Linked DNA regions of Homo sapiens: all the other regions are linked to region 1. A link is a loop called in an ENCODE intact Hi-C map of the cell type or tissue named here. Cell type or tissue: K562. All regions are shown on one strand.

What was found. A loop is a pair of places that touch in the nucleus more often than their neighbours do. Peaks named below come from ENCODE experiments on the same cell type or tissue, not always from the same donor. Only the 100,000 strongest peaks of a DNase experiment are listed, where the experiment ranks them.
Region 2: a loop joins it to region 1, with 6 times the contacts of the local background. A loop is called at or near these places in 101 of 110 quality-filtered maps.
Region 3: a loop joins it to region 1, with 8 times the contacts of the local background. A loop is called at or near these places in 8 of 110 quality-filtered maps.
Region 4: a loop joins it to region 1, with 2.8 times the contacts of the local background. A loop is called at or near these places in 3 of 110 quality-filtered maps.
Region 5: it touches region 1 in a loop (3-fold over the local background); 65 of 110 quality-filtered maps call a loop at or near these places.
Region 6: a loop joins it to region 1, with 4 times the contacts of the local background. A loop is called at or near these places in 12 of 110 quality-filtered maps.
Region 7: a loop joins it to region 1, with 9 times the contacts of the local background. A loop is called at or near these places in 55 of 110 quality-filtered maps.

Annotation. Positions count from the first base shown.
Region 1 is chr2:26,844,265-26,848,264 of GRCh38, forward strand. DPYSL5 (dihydropyrimidinase like 5) reads left to right here and starts at 3,868. Exons shown (of 13, transcript NM_020134.4): 1 at 3,868-3,990. In K562, a CTCF peak has its summit at 2,207 (motif pointing right); DNase peaks (open chromatin) are centred at 2,247 and 3,767; H3K4me3 peaks cover 667 bases; H3K27me3 peaks cover 3,720 bases.
Region 2 is chr2:26,940,619-26,944,618 of GRCh38, forward strand. It overlaps DPYSL5 (dihydropyrimidinase like 5), which reads left to right. Exons shown (of 13, transcript NM_020134.4): 10 at 1,332-1,474; 11 at 1,925-2,132. Among named protein-coding and RNA genes, the nearest start is that of MAPRE3, 28 kb to the right of the region's middle. In K562, a CTCF peak has its summit at 2,176 (motif pointing left); a DNase peak (open chromatin) is centred at 2,153; H3K27me3 peaks cover 512 bases.
Region 3 is chr2:27,079,634-27,083,633 of GRCh38, forward strand. EMILIN1 (elastin microfibril interfacer 1) reads left to right here. Exons shown (of 8, transcript NM_007046.4): 2 at 518-637; 3 at 1,099-1,319; 4 at 2,450-4,000. Among named protein-coding and RNA genes, the nearest start is that of EMILIN1, 3.0 kb to the left of the region's middle. RefSeq lists an enhancer at 1,686-1,945. In K562, a CTCF peak has its summit at 1,623; DNase peaks (open chromatin) are centred at 1,738 and 3,118; H3K4me3 peaks cover 480 bases.
Region 4 is chr2:27,183,252-27,187,251 of GRCh38, forward strand. No RefSeq gene overlaps it. Among named protein-coding and RNA genes, the nearest start is that of ATRAID, 27 kb to the right of the region's middle. In K562, no CTCF peak of the experiment used is centred here; no DNase peak of the experiment used is centred here.
Region 5 is chr2:26,921,337-26,925,336 of GRCh38, forward strand. It overlaps DPYSL5 (dihydropyrimidinase like 5), which reads left to right. Exons shown (of 13, transcript NM_020134.4): 3 at 3,551-3,709. Among named protein-coding and RNA genes, the nearest start is that of MAPRE3, 47 kb to the right of the region's middle. In K562, a CTCF peak has its summit at 1,564 (motif pointing left); a DNase peak (open chromatin) is centred at 1,545; H3K27me3 peaks cover 2,118 bases.
Region 6 is chr2:27,277,807-27,281,806 of GRCh38, forward strand. DNAJC5G (DnaJ heat shock protein family (Hsp40) member C5 gamma) reads left to right here. Exons shown (of 7, transcript NM_173650.3): 4 at 1-209; 5 at 382-526; 6 at 2,360-2,427; 7 at 2,623-3,693. The coding sequence ends at 2,409. Among named protein-coding and RNA genes, the nearest start is that of TRIM54, 2.6 kb to the right of the region's middle. In K562, CTCF peaks have their summits at 2,254 (motif pointing left) and 2,649 (motif pointing left); DNase peaks (open chromatin) are centred at 2,229 and 2,565.
Region 7 is chr2:27,014,719-27,018,718 of GRCh38, forward strand. The region is part of intron 1 of MAPRE3 (microtubule associated protein RP/EB family member 3); the gene reads left to right. Among named protein-coding and RNA genes, the nearest start is that of MAPRE3-AS1, 2.1 kb to the left of the region's middle. In K562, CTCF peaks have their summits at 1,125 and 2,329 (motif pointing left); DNase peaks (open chromatin) are centred at 1,293 and 2,293.

The DNA.
Region 1 (4,000 bases):
CCTCAGGTGATCCACCTGCCTCGGCCCCCCAAAGTGCTGGGATTACAGGCCTGAGCCACCGCACCCGGCCTATTTTTTTTTCTTTCTTTTTTTTAGATGGAGTTTTGCTCTTGTTGCCTAGGCTGGAGTGCAATGGCGTGATCTCGGCTCACCACAACCTCTGTCTCCCGAGTTAAAGTGATTCTCCTGCCTCAGCCTCCTGAGTAGCTGGGATTACAGGCATGCGCCACCATGGCTGGCTAATTTTGTATTTTTAGTAGAGACGGGGTTTCTCCATGTTGGTCAGGCTGGTCTCGAACTCAGGTGATCCGCCCGCCTTGGCCTCCCAAAGTGCTGGGATTATAGGCATGCACCACCATGCCTGGCCTATTTTTTCTTTCTGAGACAGGGTCTCCCTCTGTCACCCAGGCTGGAGTGCATTGGAGCAATCTGGGTTCACTGCAACCTCTGCCTCCTGGGTTTAAGTGATGCTTTCACCCCAGCTTCCTGAATAGCTGGCACTACAGGCACTTGCTACCATACTCAGCTAATTTTTAAAATTTTTTTGCAGAGACAAGGACTCATTATATTGCCCAGGCTGATCTCAAACTCCTGGGCTTTGTGATCCTCCCACCTTGACCTCCTAAAGTGCTGGGATTATAGGCATGAACTACTGCACCTGGCCTCACTTTTTTTTTTTAATGGCTAACTAGACTTCACAATGTGTTCCCCACACTAGGGTTGTCACTGAGAAGTATAAGGAGCAAAAAAAGGTGAAAAGAGAAGGATGAGGAGGAAACTTAATATTATACAAAGCTCCTGGGAATACTGGAGAGCCCCTTTCCCGGGGGCACTTCGAGGAGGAACAGGTTGCCGCTGCAGAGGAAGGAACATCTGGGTTCCATGACTTGGCAACAGGCTCTCCTTGAGGGTCACTCACCGTCACAGGCTCTCTCTGCACTGGAGATCCGGCCTTCTGGAGGCTGGCAGGGAGGACGTGCTGAAGCAGGAAGGGCTCAGCTTTGCACCAGGCAGATGTCCTTTGGAATCCTGGCTCTGCTGCTTACAGCAGTGTGACTTCGCAGGCAAATCGTTTAACCTCTCTAAATCCAGATAGCCTCATTTGTAAGAAATGAGCAATGCTACCTCCTGTGTGGAGTAGCAAGGATTAAATGATGTGTTGTAAAACACCAAATAGACCCGGGCTCATAATAGGAGTTCAGACAGTGCGATTTTCCTCCCTCCTCCTTTCATGGTGGTCTTTAACTTGTATTTATTCTGAAGTTTGTTAAGGCTGTTGGGAACTCAGAACACATTTACTCATAAAAACCAGTAGCCCTGGGCTTTGTGAGGTCTGACCCCCAACCCCTGCCTAACTCACCATCCCCATTCTCTTCCCATCACCCTCATTCAGGGACTTGACTTTCAAGACATGGTGGGTTCTTCTGCTGTCTTCCAAATACCCGCTTGGGTTCCCCACCCATAAGCTTTTGCTCCTTCACCCCAGAATCTCAGACCTTTGCTTAGAACTGTCCATCAAATCAATATCCAGGTGAAATCCAAATTCTAGCTCCTCCATCTCCCAGTGTTATGCAGAACTGCTTTCTTTCTCGTCTGAATTCTTATTCTACTTTATCTGACCGAGTAGTAATATGAGCTTTATAATAAAAATCACAACATATTGCCTTTTGTGGCTGTTACTGTGGGGAGTGTCACATATTCTTATATCCCTCACACTGTTCAATAACCACTTTCTGTGGGATAAATAATAATAGCTGCATTTGTTGCATGCACACTATGCCAGGCAATGTGCTATGGCCTTTATCTACCTTTCTTCATTTAATTTCCACGACAAGGTTAAAAGAATGTATATGACCCCAGTATTCTGGGTGGAGCTAAGGGTCAGATGGAGTAAGTCACTTTCTCAAGGTCAAGTCGGCAGAAACTGAAGGAGCAAGGATTCCAACCCAGCAATGCGGGACTCCCAGCTCTGTGCTCTTTCTACTTCCCAGGAAACGGAGCCTAAGTTAGCAACAACAAACCGAAGTCGAGGACTGAGGACATATGCAACCCCCGGTTTGGGTGCAACCTTTATCAATATCCTAAACTGACAGATGACGTAGAGGCAGCCGTTTCGCTGACTAGGGAAGGTAGCCCAAGAAAGCTAAGATGCTAGAATCCAAATTTAAGGTCTACGAGACGCTGCAGAAAACATTTACAGTCACTAGAGGGCTCTCTCTCCCTTAAGCAAAAAGCGCAGCACCGCCCGCGCGCGGTAGTCTCGGAACCCCGCCGCCGGGAGGCCGCTGGCAGCTCCACGCCACCTCCCTGAAGCCCAGTCCATTTTGCCTACATCCCTGTCCGGGCAAGCCCTGGAGAATCCATAGGGCAGTGCCCCAAGCTGGAGCAGTTTTCACAGCCACATCCCGGGCTGCACTGGGTTAGGGATGCTTTGAGGTTCCTCTGGGGGCTCCCTGCTCTCTGCTTACCAAGCAGGCGGGAGTTGGGAAGGGGAGAAGGAGTGCAGACTCAGGGGTGGGGTAATCCAGAAATGCATCCCTCAAAGGCCAGCCTGGCCTGGTCCAGGCCCTAAGCTCTCTGGGGAAGGACGGCAGGGAACCCCGCCTTGGCGGGCTCTGCGGGTCCTGCGCCCGGGTAGATTTTGCTGAGATGGGGAGAGGGGACCCCCTCCACGCCCCCGGAGTAGTGAACACCATTTTGTTTGAAAGTATCCTGCAAAGAGAACCACCTCACGAGGCCATGGCTGCCAGGGGACTCCTCTCCCCACCGGATCGCCGGGGAGCCCGGGGAGGGAGGGATTCTGCAGCTGCAGCTTGGAGGTCCTTGATGCTGCATTTTAACGCGCATCGCAACGCCTTTGGAGTGACATTAAGTGCAAAGAGGCAAATGACTAATCCAAACTATTATTACAACTGCAGAAAATAACACAGATCAATGGCAAAGGCTTGAACCGGGATTAGCTAGGGAGGTGGGACAAACCGGGGATGATCCTTCCTCTCCTTTTTTAGATTTGTTTATTTTGGTAAATTATGTATGTATTTAAACATGAAGAAACAGGTGAAGCGAATGTAAATTGGGTTATAAATAATTTCCAAAGGCTTCGCTGTCCCTTGACAGAAGCCAGAAATAAGACAGGCACTGGGCCTGAGCGCTCTGGACAGGGAAGCACCCGCGTGGCGCTGGGCAAAATCTTCTCAGTGGAGAGAACGCACTCCGGGTTCGAGACCTCCCCGGGTGCAGATGCGAACTGCGGTGGCCCCAAGTGGCCGTCCACTTTGTTCATGAGAACAGTTTTCCTATAACGCCCACCCGGCCCTTTGCATCCCGCAATCCCGCGGGCGTCGGAGCGGGTCTTGGCGCGAACCAGGCGGCCTCGGCGGGGTCCTGCGGCGGAGGGCAGCGCGGCCGCAGCCCGGGAGAGGCGGCCGCGGCATTGTTTCAGCCCCTGGGGTGGGATCCAGCTGGGGGAGGGGAGGCGGGGTGTCCTCCGGAACCGCCCCCGGCCCTCCCTGGGGACCCGTGCCTCAGCGCGTCCAGGCTTTGTGGTGTCCTGAGTCGCCATGGAAACCCGAGGGAACGCGGAGCCGGGTGCTAGGGGGGTCGGTGAGTTCTCCGGCCGCGCCCTCCGTCCGCTCTCGGACCCCGGCCCTGCAGCAGGGCCTGCCGGGAGTTGTAGTCCCCAGGCGGCGGCGGCGCGCGGCGCCAAGGATGCGGGACGCCGCCTGTCCCCGCCTCCCCTTAACCTGCTAGCTGAGGTGGGGAGCGGCGGGAGGAGCCGGCCGCGCGGTGATTGGCGGAGGCCGCTCCCAGCCCCCGACACGCGCCCCTCCCCCGCTCCCCACTCTGGACTCCCGCGCTGGGCGCGCTGAGGCGGCCCCCGAGCGAGCGCGCGTGCAGCCGCCGCCGCCCCGAGCACCCGCAGCTCCGGCGCCGCGGCGAGACGGAGACGGACCGAGCCACGGGCCCCCGCGGCCGCAGCATCTCGGAGGAGTGGGTGATG
Region 2 (4,000 bases), 96 kb after region 1:
CACCCAGCTATACATTATTTTAATAACTGGCTTCATATTTTTTTCTTTTACCAACTGCTATACTAACCAGGATTTTTTTTCTTCATATAACACTATACCCTGAGTGTCTCCCTATATCAGTAAAAATTCTTTAAAAACATCTTTTTTCAGAGCTGAATGATATTTTCTCCAATGAAAGTACCATACTTTATTTAATCCTTCCCTGATGTTTGGGACTTTCGGCTGTTTCTAATTTTTGCACTTACAAATAATGCTGAGGAGAACCTCTTTGTTCAGGAGTGTGTGTCAGCATTTCTGATTATTATTATTATTATTATTATTTATTTTTTTTTGTGTGTGATAGAATCTCCCTCTGTTGCCCGGGCTGGAGTACAATGGCGCTGTCTCGGCTCACTGCAACCTCCGCCTCCCGGGTTCAAGCGGTTCTCCTGCCTCAGCCTCCCGAGTAGCTGGGACTACAGGCGTGCGCCACTATGCCCAGCTAATTTTTGTATTTTTTATAGAGGCGGGTTTTCACCATGTTGGTTGGTCAGATGGTCTCGATCTCTTGACCTCGTGATCCGCCCGTCTTGGCCTCCCAAAGTGCTGGGATTACAGGCATGAGCCACTGCACCCGGCCTCTGATTATTATTTCTGATTATTTCCTTAAGACAGCATCCTAGAAGTGGATTTTTAGGCCAAGGGATGTGAACATTTTTAAGGCTCTTGATTTGATATATTTTGTCTAATTGCTTTCAGAAAAGATAAGAACTGGGACTTCATTTGAATACCACCTGTTCCGCACATGAAGAATAAGTATTTTTGGTCTTGATCTATCTCAGATTAGATCTAAAATAGTATGAGCCCCAAAGAGATTTGAAGTTCTCAAGACTAAGCTCATGGAAGGCCAAGGAGATGGCTCAGGAAATCCCCTTGAAGAGAGTCCATAGTACTCTCATGGGTGGGGCAATAAGATGTTTTTCTAGAGCATATATAACCCTTTGAAAATATCACCCTTAGTAGATGAAGGGAGGTTCCTGACTCATCCGTGTGGGCACATGAGCAGAGCTGGTTTTACAAACAGGAGGCAGATTTGCCCCCGGGCAGGAAGCCTGAATGGAACCACGGCCACTCACCATAGTTGCTGGGTGAAGGGAGAAAGGAATAAGTGAGCAACTGGGACCCAGCCAAGCAGGCTGGCTCATCTGAGATGGTGCTCATGGCCTTGTCCCTTTGTGACCACTGTCCTGACCACCTAAGCCCTAAGTCCATGGGCCAGCATCAAAGGTGACCAAGGGTTTGAGACCCACCCCCAGAGCCTGGTTGACTTGACACTTTCTGCAACATTTCAGGTTGGAGGAAAGATGGATGAGAACCGTTTTGTGGCCGTTACCAGTTCCAACGCAGCTAAGCTTCTGAACCTGTATCCCCGCAAGGGCCGCATTATTCCCGGAGCCGATGCTGATGTGGTGGTGTGGGACCCAGAAGCCACAAAGTAAAGTTTGTTGCTCGTCCCCAGGGCTAGAGGGGCTTGGGATTTTGAAGAAGACTTGCATTACAGATCTCCAAAAGCATATAATTTTGCACTATTTCTAGCACAAAATATGGCCCTGGCCTACCGTTGGCCATCTTCTCCCTCCATCTTCACACAGTCTTTCTTCCGTGTCACACATGTCTGGTGTGTCTGTCTCCTCTTCTTATAAGGACACCGATAAGACTGGATTAGGGCCCACCTATATGACCTCACTTTATCTTAATGATTACATTAAAGGCCCTAAATAGTGCCATGTTCTGAGGTTCTGGGTGTTAGAACTTCAGCAGAAGAATTTTGAAGGGAGCCAATTCAACCCATAACAACCAGCCTTTGGGGCTCACCCCTCCCATGGAGCTGTGACATTTTGACCTGTCCTCAGCGCTTTCTCTCCCGCCATTGCCTCCCCACCAGGACCATCTCAGCCAGCACGCAGGTCCAGGGAGGAGACTTCAACCTGTATGAGAACATGCGCTGCCACGGCGTGCCACTGGTCACCATCAGCCGGGGGCGCGTCGTGTATGAGAACGGCGTCTTCATGTGCGCCGAGGGCACCGGCAAGTTCTGTCCCCTGAGGTCCTTCCCAGACACTGTCTACAAGAAGCTGGTCCAGAGAGAGAAGGTGAGGTGGGAGGAGGAAGATGCAGGGGTGTTGGCGCCCCCTGCCGGGGAACATCCTCCATGACTGTTTTAAATCTCAAAGAGATGTTCACTCCAGTTTTCGACCCAATTCCATTGCACTTTCTCCAGCGTTGAGAGGGGAGTGTGCGGCAGCGCCAGGGAACGCTAGAGTCAGAAAATGCTGATTTCTGTTCCCCGTCTTTGATTACCAAGTGGCATTTTAAGTGGTCAGGCAGCAGGGCTCCTGAGTTGCTGAGGGCACAAGTGGGAAATGTGAGTGTGTGCGACCGCTGAGCTCCTCTGGATACGCAGGCTTGGGGTGGAGGAGGTGCTGGGGGCTGGAGATGCTGCTTTGGCTCGGCTCCCTCCCACTCTTGATGAAGCAAGCGGGGGGTAGAGCTGGCATTTGCAAAGCATTGTCTGAAGCACAGGAGGAGCAGGCACCTGAACACGGGAGGCCCACACTGCTGGCACACAGAGCACACGAGAGGGCTCAGAGCTTTCAGAGAAACCAAGGACCCTTCTCTCCCAGAGGCCAATGAGTGAAGAAATCCACTGCCAGGTCTGCCGTGGGAGCGCAGGCTTGGGCTGCCTGAATGAAGAAAGCGTGACTTTCGTGATCGCAGGGCTAAATCCAAAAGCAAACTCAGGGTCTCTTACTCATCACACTCAGCTAATGTTTACTTTTTTGTGGAGATGGACGGGGTTTAACCGTGTTGCTCGGGTTGCTTTCAAATTCCTGGGCTCAAGTGATCCGTCTGCCTCGGCCTCCTAAAGTGCTGGGATTACAGGCGTGAGCCACTGTGCGCGGCCCAATAACACTTTTTAATACGATGTAGGACCATAAATGACCTCTGCAGTAATAACTGCTCGTACTTCTGTGTTGCCTCTCATGTGCCAGAGCAGTTGGAACAGCTTTACACATATTAATTCGTCTGCTCTCCTGCAACTCTCTGATGTAGGTATAGTATTATGGGCACAGAAAAGTAACTTGCACAAAGCCACACAGTTTACAAGTGACAGAGTTGGGATTGGAACCTAGGCAGTCTGGTTGTAGAATATAGACTCCTAACTCTACTGCCTTTGTGAGTACAGAATTAGCTAGTATTGCTACTGGGGGCCTCTCATCTCCAGATGGGGCTGTGTTTAGCCTCTGTTCCCTCAGAGTTGTCAGACCAGTAAAGGGTGTGGCTTCGTGGGAGCCTAAGGTGGGGAATAACGTTGCGCTGTGTGGGAGGGCGCTCTCTAAAATTGACTTCCGGTTGGGCATGGTGGCTCACGCCTGTAATCCCGGAACTTTGGGAGGCCGAGGCGGGTGGATCACGAGGTCAGGAGTTCAAGACCAGCTGGCCAAGATGGTGAAACCCCGTCTCTATTAAAAATACAAAAATTAGTCAGGCACGGTGGCAGGCGCCTGTAATCCTAGCTACTTGGGAGGCTGAGGCAGGAGAATCACTTTGCGGGGGCGGAGGTTGCAGTGAGCCAAGATCGCACCACTGCACTCCAGCATGGGCGACAGAGTGAGACTCTGTCTCAAAAAAAAGAAAAGAAAAATTTGGTTAAAGTTGACTTCCTCAGATGTCTACCTGCTACCTCGGTGAGGCTTCCATCAGTGTTGAGGGGGAGCCAGTATCTCTCCCATACACATGCATGCACACACACATGTGCACTCACATACATGCACGCATGCACACATGTACACATATGCACATGCTCTTTAGGAGGTATGAGAAAACTCCAGCCCCTGGACTCAATGTTTAAGAAGCCTTGGTCACTTGCAGTGATTTGGGTCTTGGGCAGAGTGGCAGTGTCTAATGTCCCACCGGCCCCCAGGGAGGCCATGGTTGTATCACTCAGCTCTGATGGTGT
Region 3 (4,000 bases), 240 kb after region 1:
ACACAGATCAGAGGCCGGAGTGAATGGGGCCAGGAGTATAGAACTGCAATCCCCAAGAGGGGCAGGCTCATCAATGGCTTATTCTCTACTTAACCCCAAGCTGGCCTGCCCGTCTTCTCCTGGAGGGGTGGGGTGGAAGCCAGTGTTCAGATCACCCACAGGGCCCGGGCTGGCTATGCGCACACAGCATGCCAATCTGGGGACTGAGACAGGCCCAGAAAGGGACACACATGATTGTGTACATTCAGAGGCTCCCCGGGACCCCACCACCATGAGGATTGACTGCTCTGTGGTTTTCCATTCTGCGCGTCTCCCCATCTTGAAAAGTCTTTATCTGCTCCTGCTACACAGGAAAGCGTGGGGGATAGGGAGGGTGGCGATGCCAAAGCCCTTGCTCTCACTGATCCCCAAGGGTTCTGCATCTTTGGAGCCTTCTTCAGCCCCTCTGGTAGCCCCTGGGCCCTCCTCCAGGGCATGTATCTTTGGTCCTTGGACCCAGAGGGGGTTGTACCTACAGGAACTGGTGTGCCTACGTGGTGACCCGGACAGTGAGCTGTGTCCTTGAGGATGGAGTGGAGACATATGTCAAGTACCAGCCTTGTGCCTGGGGCCAGCCCCAGTGTCCCCAAAGCATCATGTGAGTCCCAGGGCCGGGCAACGGGCCCTTGGTGGGAACTGGGCGAGGGCAGATGGTGGGTGGCTGACTCAGGGAGTCTGTATGAAGCAGGGAGCAAGGGCAGGACAGGGGCTAGGGTCACAGCCATTTTGAGGAGATACTGAGACAACAGTTTGGCTGGTGGGAGACTGAGGGCAAACCTGCCTCACGCGCCAGCCCCAGATGCCTTCTCTGGGATGGCTCAGGCTCAAGCAGAGGAGTTCAAGGTTCCAGCACAGGGCAAGGGAAGGAAGAGCAGGGATTTAACCCTTGGCCAAAAAGCTGACAGCTGTCAGCTAAGCAAGGCCACATGTTGGACAGTAAGAGGGACCCAGCCTGAGGGACAGGCCATGCCCACCAGCAGCTGCCCACCCCTGAGGACAGGGACCAGGGTCACTGACCGTACAGGGAGGAATAAAGAGGCCTCCTTCTGCCTCTGCCAGGTACCGCCGCTTCCTCCGCCCTCGCTACCGTGTGGCCTACAAGACAGTGACCGACATGGAGTGGAGGTGCTGTCAGGGTTATGGGGGCGATGACTGTGCTGAGAGTCCCGCTCCAGCGCTGGGGCCTGCGTCTTCCACACCACGGCCCCTGGCCCGGCCTGCCCGCCCCAACCTCTCTGGCTCCAGTGCAGGCAGCCCCCTCAGTGGACTGGGGGGAGAAGGTGAGTGTGGGAGCTGCTGCGAGGGTGGCAAGTTCCAAATGGTGATCCAATGCAATGGGAAATGTGGGGCCAGGCTGCTGGGGGAGTCCCCCGTGCTCTATGCCAGAGAGAAGAGAGGGGCAGAAGGGTTAGTGAGATCGCAGAGATTCCCTGCCCGTGTGTGTGTGTGTGTGTGTGTGTGTGTGTGTGTGTGTGTATTTGTGTGTCTGTGTGAGAGAGAGGGAGAGAGCACGCAAAAGATGGAGAGACTGAGAAAAAGAAGGCCAAAAAAGAGAAGGTGCTCGCACACGCCCCATGTGGCCAAGATCCTTCAAACAGCTGCAGGAGAAAGGGGCATTCCTTTGAGAAGCTTGGTCCGTGGGGACAGACAGTTGAGACTACAAATCCTAGCATGCATTGCACCTGACTACAGATCCCAGACCCCTCCGTGGCCTCTGGAGACCGCAGGTCCCAGCATGCAGCAGTTCCTGTGGCTTGCCTTCCCTCCTGCGTGCTGCACACCGGATGTGCTGTTTCCCTGCCCCGAGATAGCCTTACTATAATTATGCAAACAGGAACTCCTGGCCAACTCTCACCGTCCACAGAGCCTCTTCTTTGTCCCCGTGGTGTTGCAGGGAAGTGTCACCCAGTGGTAGCTACTGTTGTGGCATCCAGAGTGCCTCCCTACACTCCCATTTCGCCCCTCTTGACAGCCCCATGACAGAAGAGTGTCATTATCCTTTCGCAGAAGAGGAAAGAGTTTCCAAGAAGTTAAGAGGCACTCTGGGCAGGTGGAAAGGACATGGACCTGGGGGCTGGATAGATGGTCTGGGTTTGAAACTTAGCACTGCCATTTATTAAACCTGTGATCCATGGCCAGGCACCTAATATCTCTGGTCCAGTTTCCCAGCCTATATGATGGGAAGAGTTCATGGTATCTCCCCAGGGGAGTTATTGAAGAACAGAGCCATGGTTCATATTTGGCCTAGAGGCATTCAGTGAATGGAGTTTCTTTTTTTTTCTCTTGCCAAAATCACCCAAAGGAGAGGCAGAGCCAGCCTGGGCATCTGACCCTTGCTGGAGCTGGGGTGAGCAGGGGCCTTGAGCTCTGGGGTCCAGCCCCTCTGCCTTCTGCCTTCCCCTCTCCTCAGGTCCTGGGGAGTCAGAGAAGGTGCAGCAGCTGGAGGAACAGGTGCAGAGCCTGACCAAGGAGCTGCAAGGCCTGCGGGGCGTCCTGCAAGGACTGAGCGGGCGCCTGGCAGAGGATGTGCAGAGGGCTGTGGAGACGGCCTTCAACGGGAGGCAGCAGCCAGCTGACGCGGCTGCCCGCCCTGGGGTGCATGAAACCCTCAATGAGATCCAGCACCAGCTGCAGCTCCTGGACACCCGCGTCTCCACCCACGACCAGGAGCTGGGTCACCTCAACAACCATCATGGCGGCAGCAGCAGCAGTGGGGGCAGCAGGGCCCCAGCCCCAGCCTCAGCCCCTCCGGGCCCCAGTGAGGAGCTGCTGCGGCAGCTGGAGCAGCGGTTGCAGGAGTCCTGCTCCGTGTGCCTGGCCGGGCTAGATGGCTTCCGCCGGCAGCAGCAGGAGGACAGGGAGCGGCTGCGAGCGATGGAGAAGCTGCTGGCCTCGGTGGAGGAGCGGCAACGGCACCTCGCAGGGCTGGCGGTGGGCCGCAGGCCCCCTCAGGAATGCTGCTCTCCAGAGCTGGGCCGGCGACTGGCAGAGCTGGAGCGCAGGCTGGATGTCGTGGCCGGCTCAGTGACAGTGCTGAGTGGGCGGCGAGGCACAGAGCTGGGAGGAGCCGCGGGGCAGGGAGGCCACCCCCCAGGCTACACCAGCTTGGCCTCCCGCCTGTCTCGCCTGGAGGACCGCTTCAACTCCACCCTGGGCCCTTCGGAGGAGCAGGAGGAGAGCTGGCCTGGGGCTCCTGGGGGGCTGAGCCACTGGCTGCCTGCTGCCCGGGGCCGACTAGAGCAGTTGGGGGGGCTGCTGGCCAATGTGAGCGGGGAGCTGGGGGGGCGGTTGGATCTGTTGGAGGAGCAGGTGGCAGGGGCCATGCAGGCATGCGGGCAGCTCTGCTCTGGGGCCCCTGGGGAGCAGGACTCTCAAGTCAGCGAGATCCTCAGTGCCTTGGAGCGCAGGGTGCTGGACAGTGAGGGGCAGCTGCGGCTGGTGGGCTCCGGCCTGCACACGGTGGAAGCAGCGGGGGAGGCCCGGCAGGCCACGCTGGAGGGATTACAAGAGGTTGTGGGCCGGCTCCAGGATCGTGTGGATGCCCAGGATGAGACAGCTGCAGAGTTCACACTACGGCTGAATCTCACTGCGGCCCGGCTAGGCCAACTGGAGGGGCTGCTGCAGGCCCATGGGGATGAGGGCTGTGGGGCCTGTGGCGGAGTCCAAGAGGAACTAGGCCGCCTTCGGGATGGTGTGGAGCGCTGCTCCTGCCCCCTGTTGCCTCCTCGGGGTCCTGGGGCTGGTCCAGGTGTTGGGGGCCCAAGCCGTGGGCCCCTGGACGGCTTCAGCGTGTTTGGGGGCAGCTCAGGCTCAGCCCTGCAGGCCCTGCAAGGAGAGCTCTCTGAGGTTATTCTCAGCTTCAGCTCCCTCAATGACTCACTGAATGAGCTCCAGACCACTGTGGAGGGCCAGGGCGCTGATCTGGCTGACCTGGGGGCAACCAAGGACCGTATCATTTCTG
Region 4 (4,000 bases), 340 kb after region 1:
CATGAATAGATTAATGTCACTATCATGGGAGTGGGTTCATTATCTCAAGAGTGGATTTGTTATAAAAGTGAGTTCAGGGCTGGGTGTGGTGGCTCATGCCTGTAATCCCAGCACTTTGGGACGCCGAGGTCATGGAGGATCACCTGAGATCAGGAGTTTGAGACCAGCCTGGCCAACATGGAAAAACCTCGTCTCTACTAAAAGTACAAAATTAGCCAGGTATGATGGTGCACGCCTGTAATCCCAGCTACTCAGGAGGCTGAGGCACAAGAATTGCTTGAGCCTGGGAGGCAGAGGTTGCAGTGAGCCGATATCGCACCACAGCATTCCAGCCTGGGTGACAGGGTGAGACTCTGTCTCAAAAAAAAAAAAAAAAAAAAAATGAGATCAACGAGTTCAGCCCTCTCTTGGCTCCTCCTCTCCCTCCCCAACCACACACAAACATGCAACCACAGACTCTCCTGCCCTTCTGCCTTCCACCATAGGAATGACAAGGCCAAAAAAAGAGAAGGCCTTCACCAGAGGTGGCCCCTCAATCTTGGACTTCCCAGCCTCCAGAACCACAAGCCAAATAAATTTCTTCTTTTGATAAATCACGCAGTCACGGGTATTCTGTTATAGTAATACAAAACAGACTAAGACAGCCCATATGCTTTCATTTTCCAAAATTGTGTTGACATATTTTGACTTCTGTCATATTTTTCCCTTCTCTTTAACCCTGTGAGTTTATGGTCCTTTTATTTCTTTACTGTTATTACAGTGGGGATTTGGGAGGGAACAGATAAATGCATATTCAGTCTTTTGTGTTTACTTACACAAGCTCTTCTTTAATCAAGTCTACAACATAAATATAGTTTAGCAAACGAATACTACTTTCTCATGAATGCATATAAGTTTATCTCTGGGGCCAGGTTCTCTGACAGAAAATATAGGTGTTTACCAGTCACGTTCCCAATAATTGTCTCCATGAAAGCCATTGGATTTTTCTGTTCCAAGGGAGACACACTTAAAAGGATTGCCACATGGTTTCCAGTCCAGCTGCCAGAATTGCCAGTGCTACTTGGGCTGTGATGAAACAGAGTTCACACAGTCTGACAGACAAGTGGTTTTACACGGGGGCTGTGAGAGCTGGGGCAGCCCACTGACAGTGGTAAGCTAGCAACCTGGCAAAAGAGTTGTGGGTTTCTGTATGTCTATGAGTAGCATCCCAGTATTCACACATATAATCAGCACCCAAAAATGCCTTTTCATTACCTATATCGTAATCACCCCCTTATGGAAACTCATAAAAATAGTGTTGAAATAGCATTGACTCCCATAGGAAACATTCTCTTTCCCCCTGATCATTTCTACAGCACCTTGATCTTCAATCCTAAGGGGTCTTTGAAAAGGCAGTCATACTCAATTAAGTGTCTTCCAAACAGAGATAACTCCAGGGTCTCAGGAAGCAGCTGGCCTGTGTTTCATTCTCCTTTGAGTGCTGCAGCCAAGCTAAAGAACATTATTAGGTGGTGGTTTTTAAAATTTTGGATGGCACAAATGTAAACTGGTAACATGCCCTACACACATCTTAGTTTTAAAAACGTTGTCCCTGTTCATCTTAGCCAGCTGACTCTGAGAATTTTTATTTTATTCTGTAATATTGTAAAACTATGATCTTGGATCTCCCCCCACTGCCTCCCTCCCAACCCCACCCCCAACCACTGCCTCCGAAACACACACACACACACACACGACACTAGCCACCCTTAGGCTCATGTGAAAATGCTGGGCTGTGTAAACTGGAACTGCCTTGAAAAGATGGAGGTGCATCCCCCAATAGGGTTGGCCAGATTTAGCAATAAAAATACAGGATGCCCAATTAAAACTGAATTTCAGATAAACAATGAATAGGCAACCCCAGGCACTGAGGATGAGCTTCGATTAAGCCAAGTGGTAATCCTCTCCTCCTTGCTAGTGATTAGTTTGGGAGTGGGCTTATAACACAGTTCTGACCAATTGGAGCAGAGGAGAAATCTTCCAGGGGCTTCTGGGAAAGATTTTCTTCCCTGATTAAAAACAGAGAGAGTGTGTGGAAAGTTCCTTATGCTTCCTGCCTTCAATGATCATCATGTGAAGATATGGTGCTGGGAACAGCAGAGATCATCTTATCACCGGGAAGGGAAAGTCACGAGAAAGTCAGAGAGACTGAGCCAGAACTCTGACATTGTGGAACTTCTGAATTAGGCAGCTCTGGAATTCTCTTTTCCAGGACTTTTATGGGAAATAATGAATGTCCTCACTGTTTGAGTCACTTTTACTTGGGTGTTCTGTTTGTGCTGCTGAAAGCACCCTCAATGATTTAGCTGAAAGTTTTTGAAGCTCACTCAACAAGTATTAAATTGCTGTGGTTAGTAGATCCAGAACTCGGCTAAAGAAACTTATCTCACTCAAATAAACAAAATTATTTTATTATGAGATCCACTGGCCCAAAAGTGTTGCACGAGTCTTTCTCAACTTCTCACGGTTTAGGAATCACAGAAACCCTCCCACAGACTTTGAGAAGTGGGCAGGAGACAGGATGGATTGGCTGTTCTTGTTAACAGTTCTCAGTGTCCTTGCTGTCATTGACAGCTTCAGAGATCTGAACTGGCTTCATGAGGAAGTGCTAGCCAGGCAGGCCGATTCTGTGGGACAGATGGCTGCTGTTTCACAATTGTAGACATGAGAAGGGCAACCTTTAGCCCAGAAGCTGGGGTTGGTGATCCTGAGATATCATTAGCATCTATGGCATCTGTGCTGTCACTTTTGATCACAGTGTGGATAGTACTCACTGTTCATTTGTTTTATTTCTAAACATTCTAAAATGAATGCGATTTATCAAATGTTTAACAGCACAATTCTGACATATGGCAAACTTTTTTTTTTTTTTTTTTTGAGAAGGAGTTTTTGCTTTGTTGCTCAGGCTGAAGTGGAATGGTGCCATCTTGGCTCCCTGCAATCTCTGCCTACTGGGTTCAAGCGATTCTCCTGCCTCAGCCTCCCAAGTAGCTGGGATTACAGGCGCCCATCACCATGCCCAGCTAATTTTTGTATTTTTAGTAGAGATGAGGTTTCACCATATTGGACAGGCTGGTCTCCAACTCTTGACCTCAGGTGATCCACCCACCTTGGCCTCCCAAACTGCTAGGATTACAGGTGTGAGCCACCACCAAGCCTGGCCACAAACATTTTATTTTAAAAAATTTTGCATAGATTATATATATACACAGCATATATAGAATTCACACCAGTAAGTCTCCCTTCCCTTCTAGGCTCCCTTTTCTCTTCTCTAGAAACAACCATTATTATCAGATTCTTGCATATCCTTCTAGGGTTTTGTATATGTGGACAACCATATAAATATGTATAGCTCCCTTTTTAATACCAATGGTAGAACATAATACACATTGGCCAAATCTTGGAGATTCTCACACATCATCACTGTTAAAACTATCTCATTCTGTTCAAGGGCTGCCTGGGGTTCTGATGCATGGATGTGCCACAAGGTATTAGCCAATATCCTATTGATAGACAGTGTGATGGACATGCGTCATGTTTCTTGCCTCACCAGCTCCTTTGGAATGCTTCTAATGTTTTTAGAAAAAGTCACTCTCCAGTCTCCTTTGAAGCTCCCCGGATCTGTCCAGTTGCACCTTTGCCAGTCTCCAAATCAGAAGTGGTCCCTAGGAGGAAATGGGCCGTGGGCAGGGCATCCATTTTGCTGGCAAGGGTGCACCACAAGCTATAGCTTTGAGAGCAGTAGGGGCTACAAAGCAAGTTCCTGCTGCAGAAGGGACATTGGTGGCACCAGCATGAGTTACAGTTGTGGCTACAGTCAAGTTCTTGACAGCAGTCCAAATTGCCGCTTAGAGTTCTTGGTGGCAGCTCAACATTCCGGGTGTTTTCTTCATCTGGCTATTTCTATATGTGGTTCGTGGCTTTATTTCTTGAGGTTTAGCATCAAGTCTATGCTCCATCC
Region 5 (4,000 bases), 77 kb after region 1:
TGAACATCATTTTTATTGGCTTCCATTAAAGATCTTCTGCAGCGTACTTAACCAACACCATTTTTTGTGTAAAAAGTCATGAGCATTCAGCAATCACATGTTCTTAAACATCATCCTTTTGAAAGCCTCGGGAACACAATTGGGCTGTGCCTTGCTGCCGATTTCTACAAGGCTGTTTTGTGGGGGATGACACTAAAAAGGTCTGTCACATCTGTGATACCACTTTCCTGTGAAAACAGAGCTTGTCAGCATTCATCCTGTGGGTTGGAATGGTACATATTCAAAAAGCCAACTCTATGTATGTCTTGCCTAAGAGGAAACAAGTGCTTGAACATCAGTGTGTGGTGTGGGCTTGCGAGCCTGCAGCTGGGGGAGAGTTTGCTGATCCAGTGAAACTCTTGTTTCGAGGCCTTGGGGTAACAGCGGTAATAATTATTCCAGATACTTATGTGCATGCCCCTCCCAGCTCATAGATGCTCTCACATCCATTGCCACCTGACCCTCTGGGGACCCCTGAGAAGTAAGGTGCAGGTCAGGGGGCACGTGGCTGCTCCTAGATTACAACCAACACGTGGGAAAGTCAAGACCACCTCCTATGCTTCCAACTCCTTCCTGAACTATTTTCAGTTCCTGTCCTTAGACCCAGGCAAAAGGGGCCTCTTCCCAGGGCTCTGGACTTTAGGGTCCTCTTCGGGCCCTCCAACAACTTGTACCCCTGCCCCATAGGTCTGGGGATTGTGTCTACCCAGACCCCACTCACCCATTCCTAAACTACACTCTGGGTCCCTAGAATTCCCTGAGAAACAGCCCTGAGCATTCCAGAGCCTACAAAACCCCGAATCTCTCCTCCTGGGGGACAGACCACCAATGTGTGCATACCAGGCTCAAGGACAGCATTTTTGCAGAAGGTGGACAGAGCTTAGGTCTGCAGGCTGCAGGATCAATTCAGGATAGGCGCGTGTGGGCTGGGGGCAGGCACAGAGGCTGAGGCCAACTATCCCTGAAGTGTAGCTCAGAATTTTAAGGAACTTGAGGATTCTAAGGGCCAGGCCCTTTTGGCCTTTATGAAGATGTATTTGACAGAGTAGGAGGATAGAGTATATTCTGTGTAATGGTTTTTTAGCTTGATCTAACTTTTGAGTGTTTAGAGAATCAGCACATGATCCTCCTTTTCTCCTCTTGCCCTGGGACCCACAGTATGAGGACTGGTCCTGGCTCTTTTATCTCACTGTGCTGTTTCCAGGTTCCTCTTTTCCTATCCAAGCCTGCAGAGGTACTGTGGGAGTGCAAAGGAAAGCAATCTAGAGCCACAGAAAAATGAAACAATTTAGTGTGTAAAGCTCAATATACACCCCCACGTGCACATGTAAAAGCAAGAGATGCATTTCAGGACAAAATAGAGTACAACCACCTGCTGTGAGGATGAATCAGCCTGGCACGATCCAGCAAAATCGGAAATAGAAGCCTGCTAGTAAAGCTACAATCTGCACTGCTCTCCTTCTCCCGGTTCCTCTGCCGCCCCCATCACAGCTCCTGCAGGTGCCACAGAACTACCACCCTCTGTTGGTTGCTTTAAGCTGTGCAAGCAGTCAAACCACTGAGTTCCCCAGGACGACTGGGAACATTCTCGCTGGCCCAGCCTGCGTCATGGAACATCAAGGTTGTGAGAGTTTTCATTTTAATTGCTGTTGGGCCACTGAGCTAATTTTTTTTCAGTCCCTTATTCCCCAGCAATATTTTTCATTTGTGATCAAGGATTTAACTGAATAGAGAAGCATGAAACCATTAAGACAATTTCATGGAGCTCTTTTTCTCCCCTACAGAAAACAGATAAACACCTAAATTCTGGCTGGGTGCAGTGGTTCATGCCTGCAGTCCCAGCACTTTGCGAGGCCAAGGTGGGAGGATCACTTGAGCCCAGGAGTTTGAGGCTGCAGTGTGCTATGATTGCACCACTGTACTCCAGCCTGGGCAACAGAGTGAGACCCAGTCTCAAACAAAAACAAAAACCTAAGTTCTGAGTAACTAAACACACATGTTAGGACAACACTTTTACCACATCTGTTCCATAAGCAATGTTTTACTTAACCTTCACAACTACCCAACAAGGAAGCCACCCTATTGTGTAGGTAAAGACTTTGCATCCAGAGAAGTTAAGTAACCTGGCAGAGGTTATTCCAACCATGAGGGAGCAGAGCAGGGACTTGAACGTGGAGCCGTGAAGCACTGTAAGGACTCAAACCATTTCTCACCAGAAAAAGAGTCACTTTGTCTTAGAGCCCTCACAAAGACTCTCATGTTATGGGACTCTCAATTATTTAATTTAATTAATTTATTTATTTTGAGACAGTTTCACCCTTGTTGCCCAGGCTGGAGTGCAATGCCGCATTCTTGGCTCACTGCGACCTCCACCTCCCAGGTTCAAGCAATTCTCCTGCCTCAGCCTCCCAAGTAGTTGTGATTACAGGCACCCACCATCACACCCAGCTAATTTCTGTATTTTTGTAGAGACGGGGCTTCACCATGTTGGCCAGGCTCATCTTGAACTCTTGACCTCAAGTGATCCACCCACCTCAGCCTCCCAAAGTACTAGGATTACAGGTGTGAGCCACTGCACCCACTCTCACTTATTTTAATTCTATTTTAAGTTTTGTTTGGGAACAACACATTAGCCTGAAATAGCCTTTGATCGATGCTAGTTTTGGAACTTCACAGAAGTCCCCTGATGAAATTCACTTTTAAAAAGTTGAGTGGGGGAATCTCTAATACAGATTTAGTCATTTTTCCTGGGGGTTCACTCTATGATTGCGAGTGAGGCTTTTTAACAATTTCTTTTTAAAGTGGTATCTTGCGGAGTTGTGAATAGGATCCGTTTTCACTGATAAATCACACATGCATCTAAAAAATGCCTGTCTCAAACAAGATAGATGAAAATGAAGCCCCTATGCTTAGAAAAACTGAAGACAAAGACCCTGAGGTTGAAGATGCGTGCAAAATGTTTGAACAAAATTGCTTCATGAAATTTGAGAGCATAAAACAAAACAATATATCCAAATTAACATTTTCTATATCGTGGTTCAAATATACGTGTGTAACTAAGTAAATGATATAAACAGACATTTGATTATGCCATCAATATTATGTTATTATATGATACAACACTATATTATGTTATATATTACATGCAGACATTTGATCATGTTATCTATAGAGTCAATTGGCTAAAAATCGTTTGGGGAGAGAATCTCCTCATTGGGAAGATAGGCCTTAGGTCGGGTGACCCACGATGTGGTTTTTCCAGCGCGCCAAGCTGAAACCCTGGCGGAGGAAGAAGCAGGTTTGGGGACCCGTGGTCATGATGAAGGTCGCGCTGGCTCTCGCACCTCCACATGGCTCTTTACAGTTTCCCAAACCTCGCTGCCCTTGGTCCTCACAGCCTCTTGTGAGGCAGGGCCTGTCTTTGAATGGACCATGAGGACCATGTCTCACCACATCATTGACTCGGGGGCAGGCAGGGCTGTGACGAGACTGCCTTTTCCCGTCTTCCCAGGCAGCACTCGTCGGAGGCACCACCATGATCATCGGCCACGTCCTGCCCGACAAGGAGACCTCCCTTGTGGACGCTTATGAGAAGTGCCGAGGTCTGGCCGACCCCAAGGTCTGCTGTGATTACGCCCTCCACGTGGGGATCACCTGGTGGGCACCCAAGGTAACAGTGCTGGTGGGATCCCAGAAGAAGGCACAAGTGGTCTTGTAGGCAGAGGGGCTGGTTGGGGTGCAGTGCCTCCTGCTTGTGTGGGGCACCCCTCCCACTACCATCCTAGCTCCCCACAATGCCAAAAGAAAACACACTTGGGATTCCATAAGGGGAGCGGATGGGCTTGTGCTGCTTAACTTAATGAGCCATTTTCCGGCAGGCACAGAGAGGCCAAGGCCAGAGCCCAGGCCTTGGGGATGCAGTTTCATTGCTCTGACCATGAGGCTCTTACCGTCTCGTGTG
Region 6 (4,000 bases), 430 kb after region 1:
TGGCCTTGCGGTATCATCCCGACAAGAATCCAGGGAATGCTCAAGCAGCAGAAATATTCAAAGAGATCAACGCAGCTCATGCCATACTGAGCGACTCTAAGAAGCGGAAAATTTACGACCAGCATGGCTCATTGGGAATATATCTGTATGATCACTTTGGTGAAGAAGGCGTCAGATACTATTTTATTCTGAATAGTTGTTGGTTCAAGGTACACAATTCTCCAGGTCCTTTAAGAATAAGGAAAGAAGGGTGACCTTCCTTTCCTTATGACAAATGCTTCTGTTGTCTCATTTTCTGGGTGCCAGGAGGATTGAGGGAGGGAAGCTTGAGCAGTCATATAGAAAACTGCTGGACTGAGGCCATTCTCGCCTACCTTTTAGACACTTGTCATCCTGTGTACTCTGCTCACTTGTTGCTGTTTCTGTTGTTGCTGCTGTTTTTGCTGTGGAGCACTTAAACCACCACCTGAGCAGGATAGTGGGAGAAAATATCAGCAGAATGTCCAGAGTCAGCCTCCAAGGTCAGGTGAGAACTGCAAGCAGGGACTGTGAGGTAAGAAATGTCTGGATTGGGAATGAAAGAAATGATTGGGGTTGGGCACAATGGCTCATGCCTGTAATCCCAGCACTTTGGGAGGGTGAGGCGGGTGGATCACTTGAGGTCAGGAGTTGGAGACAAGCCTGGCCAACATGGTAAAACCCTGTCTCTACTAAAAATACAAAAATTAGCTGGGCATGGTGGCACCCACCTGTAGTCCCAGCTACTTGGGAGGCTGAGGAGGCAGAAGAATCGCTTGAACCCGGAAGGCAGAGGTTGCAGTGAGCTGAGATCGCGCCACTGCACTCCAGCCTGGGAGACAGAGCAAGACTCCATCTCAAAAAAAAAAAAAAAAAAAAAAAAAGAAAAGAAAAGAAAGAGGCTGGGCATGGTGGCTCAAACCTGTAATCCCAGCACTTTGGGAGGCCGAGGCGGGCGGATCACGAGGTCAGGAGTTTGAGACCAGCCTGACCAACATGGTGAAACCCTGTCTCTACTAAAAATACAAAAATTAGCCAGGTGTGGTGGCGGGCGCCTGTAACCCCAGCTACTTAGGAGGCTGAGGCAGGAGAATTGCTTGAACCCGGGAGACGGAAGTTTCCGTGAGCCAAGATCATGCCACTGCACTCCAGCTTGGGCAACAGAGTGAGACTCCATCTCAAAAAAAAAAAAAAAAAAGAAAGAAAGAAATGGTTGAGGGTGAGAAAGACCTGTGAAAATGGCAGGTTAATCCCTAAATATGACAATTTCAAGTCTTCAAGTCTGGCACTGGGACAAAGTGAAGAAAAAAAAAAGATCAATATGTTTCTGTGCATCACACGACAAACTGACAGTTTGAAGGTAGTAGTGTCAGCTCCTGTTAAGCTAAGGAATGGGGTGGGAGAGTATGTCTAGAGAGGACAGTTAGGTTAAGACAGATTTGAGGATGCAATTTTTGTTGTTGTTGTTTTGTTGTTGTTGGTGGTGGTGGTGTTGAGATGTAGTCTCAGTCTGTCACCCAGGCTGGATGGAGTGCAGTGGTGCGATCTCAGCTCATTGCAACCTCTGCCTCCCGGGTTCAAGCGATTCTACTGCCTCAGCCTCCTGAGTAGCTGGGATTACTAAAAAATTAGCTGGCTAATTTTTTATTTTTAGTAGAGTCAGGGTTTCGCCATGTTGGCCAGTCTGGTCTCCAACTCCTGACCTCAAGTGATCCACCTGCCTTGGCCTCCCAAAGTGTTGGGTTTATAGGCATGAGCCACTGTGCCTGGCGGGATGCAATTTTTTCCATCTACTCAAAGGAAAGGGCCAGTTGCAGTGGCTTGTGCCTGTAATCCCAGCACTTTGGGGAGCCAAGGTGGGCAGATCACTTGAGCTCAGGAGTTTGAGACCAGCCTCAGCAACATCATGAAACCCAGTATCTACAAAAAAAAAAAAAAAAATACAGAAGTCAGCCGGTCATGGCAGTGCACACCTGTAGTCTCAGCTACAGGGGAGGCTGAGGTGGGAGGATTATTTGAGTCTGGGAGGTTGAGGTTACAGTGAGCTGTGATCATGCCACTGCACTCCAGCCTGGGTGACAGAGTGAGACCCTGTATCAAAAAAGAAGAAGAAGAAGAAGGAAAGGAGGAGGAGGGGGAGGGGAAGAGGAAGAGGAAGAAAAGAAAAGGAAAGTCTGAGATCATTCCCCCCCAAATGAACTTTTATAAGCTGATTGAACTTGACACCAGCGCCACCTGGTGATGCTAATGAGTAACTGCAAGGTAACGGTTTTCTCATCAGTACACTACGAAAAGTTACTAAACGTTTGTATATGTAAACATATATATAATTCCATCATAGGAGCCAAATGTGATTTTAGAAGCGAGGAAAATAGCGAAGATGATTTTTAAGAGATGAAGAAGGATGAGGTATGTAAACCGAAAGGCAGCAACAGTTATCAGATAAGAAAAGCATGTAAGCTAACGTCAGATGAGTCATTAGTAGAAAGTTTACATCCTTATAGTATGGACTATGTGTTTATATCCTTACATGTAGGGGTTTGCTTTAAGTTCTAGGTAATTATTCCTTCTGATTAATAAAGCGCCACCTTCTTCCGCCACTAGGTGCTGACCCAGTGAGGGTGCCTTCTGCTGCCCAGTCCCCTGGACACATTGAAGAGAGGAGCAAGTAGCCCTGTCCTGACATTGACCCTGATTTGACCCCTCTTCTTATAAGGATCTCAAGAATCTCTTCAGAAGCACTGATGACGTTGATCCCAGTAAGGACATCACCTCTACCCTTGGTACCACAACTCTGTATGGGGTTGCCCAGCTACTCTTCCTTTCAGTTGCAGTCCCAATTTTACTCCGTCAGAAAGCAGCCCTCCCCTCCCTCCCCTTATGAGGTCTCAGGCAGTGGTGGCAGATTTTTCCTGAAGAGTCTTTTTCCTGTGTCTGCCTTGTTATTGGAACCAATGCCAGCTGGTAGGATCCCTGAGCCCCTTGCGATATCACCACCAAGAGCCTGATAACTGAGCAGGGTGGATCCTGTCCCTGGAGCTGCTGCACCCATTAATTCTCCCTTGTTGCAACTCTGTGTACCAAGAACCCCTAGCATCAGCCTCATTCCTAAGCCAATAACGCCTGTATGGAGTTGGTTTCATCTTCTGGTGCCCACGGCCATTGGCATTGCCAGCCTCATTCCATGCCACTATGAGTCAACTCAGGAAAACTGCGAGTGCATTTGAGGCTTAGGGGTAGTCATTCCATCTTTAGATTATCCTTGGACTTCAGCTACCAGCACAGCATGCATTAGCCTTGGTCCTGTAGGTTAACTGAAGTTCAAACATCAGTGCCAGCTTGCCTCCATCCTTTTCACATATTATGCAGGCCAATTGACATATAATTTGTTCTTAAAAATAGGGGCATGAAATATGTGATCTGGAAAAGATTGTACTTTCTGGACTCTTTTCCCACTCTTGCCTCTTTGTGCTGCTGTTTCGTATCCTCCTCACACCGTGTATTTCCCACCCACTCAGGGTCACAGCCTACTAATTCCTCAAACTTCTCTCCCTGGACTAGGAGAAAGGCTAAAGAATGTCAGTAAATAAAAGAGCTTTCATCCAATCCCAAGGCATATATTATGCCCAAAAAAGACAAATTGTGTCTGGGGTAGAGAAAAAAGGCCTAAAGAAATTGCTTCTTGGCCTTTTGCCTAAGATCAAGTGGAGAAGACTTGTAGGAGAAAAAGAAGACCAGTGCTCACAAGTGGGGCAAGCCTGGCTTGGAGAGTAGGAGTCCTGGACAACTGTGGAGCTGGGTCAGAGGCTTCCCGGAGCCTTGTGATTATGACTTTGTCAGTGCTCTAAAATTTCCCTGGAGATTGATTCCCTGGGTGCCCAAAATAGGTCCCTGGCATTCAGGTCCTTTCTGCCCAGCTCACCTTCTCCCAATTTCCTAACAAATTTGAGTCCTTGGAGTGGCTCCAGGGATGTGTTCACGG
Region 7 (4,000 bases), 170 kb after region 1:
CCCAGCCCCTCAGAACCCCTCAGCCCCACCTGCACATACTGCCTCCATGCAAGCCCAGAATAACCTGGATGTGTGACTCACAGGGGTAGGGGTAGCAATTTTGCAGATTTTCCAAACAGGTGACTTCAGCCCCCGGGCCTGGGCAGGAAGGGGTAGCCCAGTGACAATGGGCATAGTCCCACTTCAGGAACGGGAAACGTGTTGGCTGGCTCTGTGGAGTTCTCTCTCTTCTGATCCCACAGCATCTGTTCCAGTTGTCTTGGCCGGTAGGATGGCGTCTACAAAGCAGGCTATATGGGAAATCTGGAGCTGGGGAGGGATTGTGGTCAGAGCCCAGCTTTGGGAAGCCCATGTGGCTGTCTCAAGGCAAAGCAGCAGAGAAAAGTTCTGTAGTCTGTCTCCTTTCTGGACTGGCATTTCCATGGTCTGAGACCAGAGGCTGGCTGTGTGTCAGGCACCTACTCCTCGAACAAATGCCCTTAGATTCTCACTGTCTGTCCCCGCGATGCTGACAGCACTTGCCAAATACATACTGAATGTCAGGCTCTGTGCTCAGCACTGTGTACACATGGCTCACTTAATCCTCATAACTGTTCTGTGAGGTGGGAGCTGTCACTGTCCTCACTTTATAGATGAGGACACTGAGACCTAAAGTCAAGTCAGACAGCTAGGACATGGTACAACTAGGATTTGAACCCACCTGATGTGCCTGGAGATCTAGTGTTCTTAAGCACTACCTTTCTGGAGCTTGCTGGAGGCATGCTGGCCACCTCCTTCAGGACTGGTAGACCTGGTGTGTCTTTCATAGCCACGCTGGGCAGAGGGTGGAGGCCTGGAAACTGCAGGGGGTTCTTCCAGGGACCAGCCAGAACAGGGCTAAACTTGGGGTAAAAAGAGCTCTAGAGAATTAGAGAAGACTGAGGGCCCCTAAATTACCCTTAAGACATATTTGTGGAAGACAGATTTAAAAACAAAAAGCCAAAATTAGATTTAGGCTGGTGATAAGGTCATTAAATAATAGAATGTGAAATTTCAGTTGTGCAGACTTATTGGCCATCTTTATGATTTAAGAATATAAGTGCCTAGATCTAAGTGCAGTCCTAATCGCCTGGGAAGGAAGCAGATGGTCTCTAGAAACCCTTCTGACCATGGGTTAGTGGGATTTGGTCTTGATGACCATTTTTAAGGCCTCAGTCTGCAGAATGACCAGCAGCTTCCCCTCCCGCAATGAGAGCTGTAATTGCCTTTCCCAGTTGCCTGTGAATGCACCATGAACCTTACAGTCCTAGTATAGGAAATGACTCAGCAAAATCACCAGATTAAACCTCCTCAACTTTTCTTTCCCTTGGCTCCATTCCTGATAGCAGGAGTCGAGGCCCTTCAGAGCAGGCTTTCCCCAAAGCCACGTTGTCGGTCTGATCCTCGAATGGGGATCCGCCTGGATGATGACATGCCACAATCCAATCAGGGTCTGTTTCTCCTGACAGTCACATGTGCCAAAGATCATGGTAGAAACATGTGGATGGGGTTGGAAGACACTGCTACTACATCTCTTGGGACAGAGCCTGCCCCCTCCGAGTGGCTACCTACCATTCTCTCCGGGGAGGTGAAGGAGCTCTTGGGAACAAGTGTGTTATTATTAAGAGTTTCGTCAGGTTATGTCTTTTTTTTTTTTTTTTTTTTTAAGATGGAGTGTCGCTCTTTTGCCCAGGCTGGAGTGCAGTGGCGCTATCTTGGCTCACTGCAAGCTCCGCCTCCCGGGTTCACGCCATTCTCCTGCCTCAGCCTCCTGAGTAGCTGGGACTACAAGTGCCCGCCACTGTGCCCGGCTAATTTTTTGTATTTTTAGTAGAGACGGGGTTTCACCGTGTTAGCCAAGATGGTCTGGATCTCCTGACCTCATGATCCGCCCACCTCGGCCTCCCAAAGTGCTGGGATTACAGGCGTGAGCCACCGCGCCTGGCAGGTTATGTCTTTGCTGTAATTGGAGGCAGCTGGTCCACTTAGACCCTGATGCTTGGGCAAATACTTTATACACCTCTGCCCCCAGCAGCTGGTCTGGTGTGAGTCCAGGCCCAAGTCAACCCCCAATGCAAAAGCCAATCAGAAGTTGGACCTCTTTGGTGAGTTCAAACTGTGGTTTTAGGGGATACGGAGGCTGGCTTAGTTCAGTCCAGGATCTTAGAACAGCCCCAATGCTCCAGGCCCCTCAGCCAGCCCAGCTTTTAGAGGCTCCCAATTTGAGCTCTAAACTGAGCTCTGGAAAGGGGGTTTGGGGGATGGGGGATACATTTAAAGGAGTTTTTGCTCAGGACCTGGGTGCCACCTGCTGGCCATGTTTAGTTCTACTTACAGAGCCAAAGCTACGAGAGGAAAATTAAAAGGGCATCCTGCCCTCCCCAATGTGATGTTTGCTCAAAGGAAACAAGGAGGCTGTTACTTCATGCTGCCCTAGCAGGTGCAGCAGAGAATTCCTGCAGAGACCCCTGGGTGCCCTGGATGAGTCCTCCTGAGCCAAATGGACCCCCATTAGGGCAGAGTGTAGCACCAGTTGTGAGGACCTGAGCGAGTCCTGAGTAGGGACTGAAGCTGTGTTCCTGCTACTAGCTACCTGCTTCCCCAGAAGCCCCATAGTGGGTAACAGCATGATTCGTTGCTGGGTCCTGAAAGGAGCCATTTTTTCCAGCTTCCTTCACACAGGCACTGCTGCCACTCATGGGACCCTAGAGTCAGACCGAAGGTATGGAAAATGCCCTCCCTTCATCAGGCATTGACAAGACTGGGTCAATGCTGAGAAGACCTGGGCATTTTTCAAGCCGCTATGTGGCTCTTAGTGACTCTTGGGAGCCCTAAAAGCAAGGCCTTTAGTTGTGTTCTAAACTCCAGGGAAACTGGAGATTTTCCCTGTGTGCCAAGGACTGGCTAGTATTTTCCCCCCAGATAAGTGGCAGAACATCCCAATGTTCCAGCCTTTGCCATTGCAACAAAAGCCAGTAAATCACAGCTAAGTATGCATATCAAATGAAGGCTGTGGTTCTCATACAGGGCTGTGCACCAGAATCATCTGGGCTATTCTTTAAAATTATGTGTGTGTGTGTGTGTAAAATATGTGCATATAACATATAATGTATATATAATATATCATACACACACACACTTGGGCTGCACTGTAGCCTCTTGAAGTCTCTGCAGGAGAAGCCAGTGGACTCTCCTAGTAAAGAATCTCTGCAATGCATGGAAGAGGCCTGAACCATTAGCAGGTCCAATCCTGTGGAACCAGGAAAGCTGCCCCCAGGCTGGAAGACCCTTGAGGCTCAAATGATTTCAATCAAAAACTGGAGGATATATTTGGACTAAGACCATTGCCTTTCCTTTTCTTCAGTAGTCACCCCTTGAAATTCATACACTTTAAGCAGAACAAAGTCCCTAAAGTGGCTCGGAAACTCCCAGGGCCAACCTAAGACTACTCCTTGCCCCCAGAACCACCCAAGACCAGATCAGCCCCTCTGAGGCCTGTCAGCCACAGCTGGCCCAGAATCACTCTGCCCCAGGGGCCTCATAGGGAAATGAGTCTCTGAGCCTGTGGAACACTCCTGCAGAGTCATTCTGGACAGTTCCCGGAATAGCTGGTGCCCTCTGCACCAGCTCCTGGCCGTCCTCTGCACCCTCCCTGGGGACCTGGCAGAGTCTGACCACTGTGGCCCTGGGGTCATTCACATCCATCTCTCTACCTCTGCATGCCCTCTCCTTCCCTATTCTTGTGGCACTTGCTGTTTCTAGCACACTTTGGGGCATTTGGTTATACTGTTCTCATGTGTGCATTACTCTCCCCAATAAGATTATGAACTCCTTGAGGACAGGGACAAATCTTTTCAATTTCTTGCAGTCCACAACTAAATAATACTCATCAAAATCAGATGCCCTTTCCTTGACCCTACCCACTCTGCCCCTTCGGCAAGCTTAGCATCCATCCACCCATCCACTCCTCCTCCTGTTACTT